Linked DNA regions of Homo sapiens: region 2 is linked to region 1. A link is a loop called in an ENCODE intact Hi-C map of the cell type or tissue named here. Cell type or tissue: GM12878. All regions are shown on one strand. Each heading gives the region's core, and the rest is flanking DNA. Links, peaks and the distances in the headings are about the cores only.

Evidence for each region. Peaks named below come from ENCODE experiments on the same cell type or tissue, not always from the same donor. Only the 100,000 strongest peaks of a DNase experiment are listed, where the experiment ranks them.
Region 2: it touches region 1 in a loop (4-fold over the local background); 4 of 110 quality-filtered maps call a loop at or near these places.

Annotation. Positions count from the first base shown.
Region 1 is chr10:88,074,773-88,077,584 of GRCh38, reverse strand. All of the region lies in intron 5 of LOC105378415 (a long non-coding RNA gene), which reads left to right. Among named protein-coding and RNA genes, the nearest start is that of PTEN, 210 kb to the right of the region's middle. In GM12878, for the core only: no CTCF peak of the experiment used is centred there; a DNase peak (open chromatin) is centred at 1,303; H3K27ac peaks cover 1,321 bases.
Region 2 is chr10:88,137,482-88,140,293 of GRCh38, reverse strand. The region is part of intron 1 of LOC101929727 (a long non-coding RNA gene); the gene reads right to left. Among named protein-coding and RNA genes, the nearest start is that of PTEN, 280 kb to the right of the region's middle. In GM12878, for the core only: no CTCF peak of the experiment used is centred there; a DNase peak (open chromatin) is centred at 1,793; H3K27ac peaks cover 617 bases.

The sequences.
Region 1 (2,812 bases), core at 139-2,638:
AGAATTAAGGCGATGGAGTAGCCTAACTTAGAATTGAGGGTGAGACCTGGGGTAATATTTTTTAAGAGCCTGATCATTATTAACTTATGCCAAGGTAAAATAAATGCGGTATTGCTAACCTGACTTTACTAAGGAACAAAACTATTTCATCGAGAAACTGGCAACACATTAAATTGATGGTAGCGTTATGCTCTGGTGGTAAATTTTAATCTATGTTCCACAAAACCATAAAATTCAGTAGGGACCCACACCAGAAGGAAAGAACAAGAGAGGCCAAATGTGTGGGTATCTGAGCTTCCCGCCCCCACTTCAACCAGGAAAAGCTCTACTTTATCTGCTTTAAACATTGGAGCTCTGCCTAACTTTTCATCTGAAAAAATAGATTCTGCTGCTGAAAAGAGTTTGAAAAACAATGCACTAAAAGGCAGTGGTCCCTGGTTGGGGAGCAATATTGCTAGAGAAATTAAAAAAAAAAAAAAGAAATCAGCCCATGACCCCAGGGCTAAGAGTCTTTTAGAGACAATGGAACTTTTTCTGAGCAAAGCGACAGTGTGAAAAGTTGGCCTGTGTGTTGGAGGGCTCCTCCCTGATTTTGTTCATGTTGGGGGACCCATATAATTTATTATTTTAACTGGGAAATTTTTGAGAATAAAGGGGGGTTTTATAGATATGTATTCTTTAGAACAAGAGGCATAAATTATGACTGCCCTGGGCAAATTAAAATGTTTGGTTGCCCTAATTAAAGTGGGTACTTGGCCATATTCACATGGGCCTCGGTGGGAAAGATAGACCCATTTCTAGCTTCACCACTAGTGTAGGTTGCTGTTACAATGACTAAAGATAAGAAAATTAACTTACACAATTGGATTCGCCATATATGACAAGGTCTAGTTTGCTTACTAAATGGGAGAAATGAGAGAAACCTCCTTAAGGTTTCTATCAGTGTCATGATTTTACATTATAGGCCCTCTGCACCCCTGAAGTTGAAAGCAGAGAGAAGGGTTATTGGGAGCACTTAGTCCGTGCGCCGTTGCTCACGGATAGTGACCAGGCATAGATTTGGTTACACTGTCAACCCTTCTCCAATATCATAGAAGACTGCTCGGACTTGTGGATCCATACATTTACACCCTTCCTCTTCCCCACTGTTGGCCACCCCTGCATCCCCAACCCCAGAACAGTCCATATTCTGTTTGGGCAATAGTTAACACGTCTAACCACTTCACCAAAAAACCAACAAGAGGAAACCACCAGTGAAAGAGAAAGTCAGCTTATTACAAGTTCTGGCCAGCGCATACCTTGTGTTTGTTCACTGAGTTTGCCAGAAAGTTCCCTTCTGAGAGCCTAATTTACAACTTTCCTTGAGCTGCCAAATCATCACCCAGTAGACTTCTCCTATTACTTCTACTCTGTTACCCATCGATGGCCTTCTTGTGGAGCATTAAACAAAACACTCAGACCAAGTGGGAGTGTGACCCACACCAGGTACAAATAACCTACCTCTCACTCACCAGCCACCCTTGGCAATTGACAACAATAATGTGGGCAGCTAAGTAATTACAGCAGGGAAGTTGGAAGAAGGAATTTATAAGTTTCAATCTAAATGTTTGGCATGCTTTATCACCAGAAACCCTAGCTCCTAAATGTCAGGAACAAACTATAAAAAGAGTGTGGATTAAAGGCTCTGAGTTACATATCAAAGGTCTTCTCATTGTCAAAAAATATTTTCTTTACTGAGCATTCACAGTGCCTCGCCCTGAAATGATTCCTAGATATCTCTCTGAGGGATATACAAAGAGAGGAGGAATAATAAAAACCAAGAAGCCACTAGCATCAGAGCAAGGCTCCAGTGCAAATATCATTGCCAACAACACGAAATATGGTGGCCATCTGCCTGTGGTACATTTAGGGTTGGTCTTTACTTCCTGTATTTTCTAAATTTTCTGCTATAAATACATATGCCTTTTATAATTAGAAAAATATAAATGTTGATTTTAAAAGGTTGTGGAATCAGGATTCAAATGCAAGTCTGTCTGATGGCCAAGCTTATGTTCTTTCTACTCCTCACTGCTTCTCACCCATGTCCATCGATAACATTCATTTTATTTTTAATAAAATAACAAACAATAAATAGAGCTGAATGTTTGCCAGGTACCTTTCTAAGCATTTAAAATGTATTAACTTGTTTCAGCCTCACATCATGTGAAGACTGATTATATTCTTACTCTACTGATGAGAAAACCAAGGCACAGAAAGGTTAGGTAACTTGCTGAAGGTGGCAAAGCTGGTCAGCGGCAACACTGGGATTCTTCCCCAGCCAGTCTGGCTCCAGGGTCTGTGCTCTTAGTTGCTCTGTTAAGCTGCCTCAACCGTCTCCTACTTAAAGATAGATCTTCTCTGGCCCTCATATCCTTTTGCAACCTGGCCAGGCCCCCGTTGCATGCGTTAGTGTAAGAGCAGGACAGGCAAGCCCAAGGAGCCTTTTTAATCAGAGATGACACAGCTGGATTACCAGTATAATCGGCTATAGCCTCAAAGCCTCATGATGAAAAGGTCCAGATGAAATCAACTCTAGTCAGTGTCCATGATGATGAGGAATTAAAAGATGTGAAGGCTCCTGCTGCCTAAAAAAATAACCATGGCATCATTTTTCTCATCTCATCTAGCACAAATTTAAATTACATTCCTTGAAAATATTTTTTGCCTTCTTGATTTGTCCCTGGTTTTCTGTTTTAGTTCAATTTTACCTTCTCAGTCAACTCTTCCCCATCACACACATGCCATGAACATCCCCCCATGAAGGGACTTGTCC
Region 2 (2,812 bases), core at 237-2,736, 63 kb before region 1:
CTCACATTAGAGAAAGAAATTGTAACCTCTTCTTAGTAACAGGTTTTCTTGCCAAAGCTCTACAGAGAGACCTTTCAGGTATAAACCAACTGGTCAAAGCAGGATGCCTGAAATCTCCAGCTCCTATTGGGGCAGGCAGATGTTATCTTTTTAACAGAAAATTTAGCACAATGCAAACTGAGTGTATGCTAAAAGCTTAGGCCCTGATTGTAGTCCTCCCATTCCTCAGAAAGTAGAATGCTATAGTGACTCGGATTAATCGAGTCAATCAATAAATAATTATTGAGCAAATGATGCGAGTTGGCCATCTCTACTAAAAATTGAGGTAATAACACTAAAAAGGCACATGTTCTACCTTGGAAGATACTTGAGAAGATAGTCATCCACAAATAAGCCCTTAACATACAATGAGAATAATCACTTCTACAGATTTCTGTGTTAAGTGCAGGGGCAGCACTAAAGAAGCAATTAAGGCTGGGCACAGAAGCTCATGCCTGTAACGCCAGTAGTTTAGGAGGCTGAGGTAGGCGAATCACTTGAGGCCAGGAGTTTGAGACCAGCCTGGCCAACATGGCAAAACTCTATCTCTACTAAAAATACAAAAATTAGCCAGGCATGGTGGTGCATGCCTGTAATTCCAGCTACTGGGGTGGCTGAGACACGAGAATCGCTTGAACTGGGAGGCGGAGATTGCAGTGAGCTGAGATCATGCCACTGCACTCCAGCCTGGGTGACAAAGCAAGACTCTGTCTCACAAAACAAACAAACAAACGAACAAACAAAAGAAGCAATTAAGTCAAAGAAGTCTTCATGAAAGATGTAACATATGTTCAATGATCCAAGAGTGTTTGAGGATAATATTTGGGTCAGTTGACTGGATAGAAAATCATAAACTTTTAAAGCCCTAAATCTAATACCTTTGAATTCTCTGACAGATGCTATTAAGATTCCTATGTCCTCTCTGATGACGTCTATGCAACAGCAAAATACCCCACTAAATGATTCTCCATGGTAATGATTGCTATTCCTGTTGCTATTAATTTTACTGAATTCACAAGCCAATAAGTTTGACATGTAGATTTAAAGTGGGCATACATCTCCTCCAATTGTTAGGTTTTAAAGCCTGCACTTACAGGGGAAAATTTCATATAGTCAAAAATACCCTTCACAAAGCCCCCTATTTTATCCACACATGACAGCATACATTATCCTGTGTATATACAGCCCTATACAATAATTTTTAGGCATGTTTAAGTGTAAGGACCACTGAGCTAGACTAACAAAAGACAAACAGGGCAGTCTCCATGAAGATGTCTGGGCATGCAAATAATTCTGGTTTTGATGTAATTATCAGACTCCTAGCACTGAAGGAGAGATGGTTGGAGAATTCTATAGTACTTCCAGCTTATCTGCATAGTTTATTCCATTCTGTTGTAAACTTACCTTCTCTAACTTTCTTTAACCTTACTATCTCAGCATGTAATAACATATGTATGTTCCTGCTATGTGTTTTCTTCTTTATGAGTCCATGGTTCACAAGATAAATGAGTCATCTAGGTAATTTTTTTCCTATCACTTCCATTGGATGATGGTAGCTTGATGCTGTTGAACTCTATTTCTGGAAAGACACGCCTATCCCCTGAAAGGAAAAGGTTTAAGTAGAGGGGGATTTTCCAGGACAACACTTAAATTTCATGTTTGCTCGACTCAGAAATATATCAGCTTAGAGACTGAAAGATCTTAGAAATCACCTTGCTTAACACTTAGCCAGCAGAGAGTGGAGGGAGTGACATATGAAAGTGAAGCTGACAAGGAGTAGATCTGTGTTCCAGTTTCACCTCTGCTATTGAGAAAACCACATTATCTCCTTGTGGTCCAAGTTCATCTACTTGTGAATGGAGGCTTTACTACATTTTTAAAATATGACCCCATCTAACTTGGGCTTGAATAACCTTGTCCAATCATTTAATCTTTCCATACCTCAATTTTCTCATCTGTAAAATGAGAATAATAATAGTTTCTACCTTAAAGGATGTTATAAAGATGAAATGTCATAAAGGATTAAATGCGTAATTATATGCATATATTTATACACAGTATATGTATATATGTGTGTGTGTATATGCATACACACACATACATACACACATACACACACATATAGAGAGAACAGTATGCACTCAGTAAAATTTGCTGCCATATAAGAATATTATTGTTACTGTTATTAGGCTGTGATTCTTTCTTCCTGCCATATGAAATCCCAGAAGTCCAGCCCAAGAAAGCGTATCACAAGTTACACAATGATTACCAGTTAATTCCACATTTTGTGAACTTCTACTGATCATGAATATCTAAACTAAGCCAGGCACCTACCCCCACCCACCCCCCACACACTACAATACACCAGTTTCCAACATGGCAAGTGGCCCACAGCTGAACCATTTACACAGCCACATCTCAAAGGCAGATGGGTAATCCAATGATGATGTATAAGCACCTTTCCCCACCACAATTTATTTTATTCTAATTATATAAAAGTGCTCTGGGAAGCAACCTAATCAAGAACAATTTAAATTTTGCAAATGAACAAAGAGTTTCCAGTGTAAATTCCCAGATCTCATTATAACAAACATGGATGAGATACAGCTACAGCCTGGCCTACACAAATGCCCTCAAAATATTCTCAACAGGGAGTAGGACTAGATGGCTTCCAATGATTCTTCTAACCCTAGAATACTAGTATTCCATTGGCTAATATTACATTCAAAATGTAGGAAGTCAAATGGAAAATAATTATCAACAAAGGTGTATT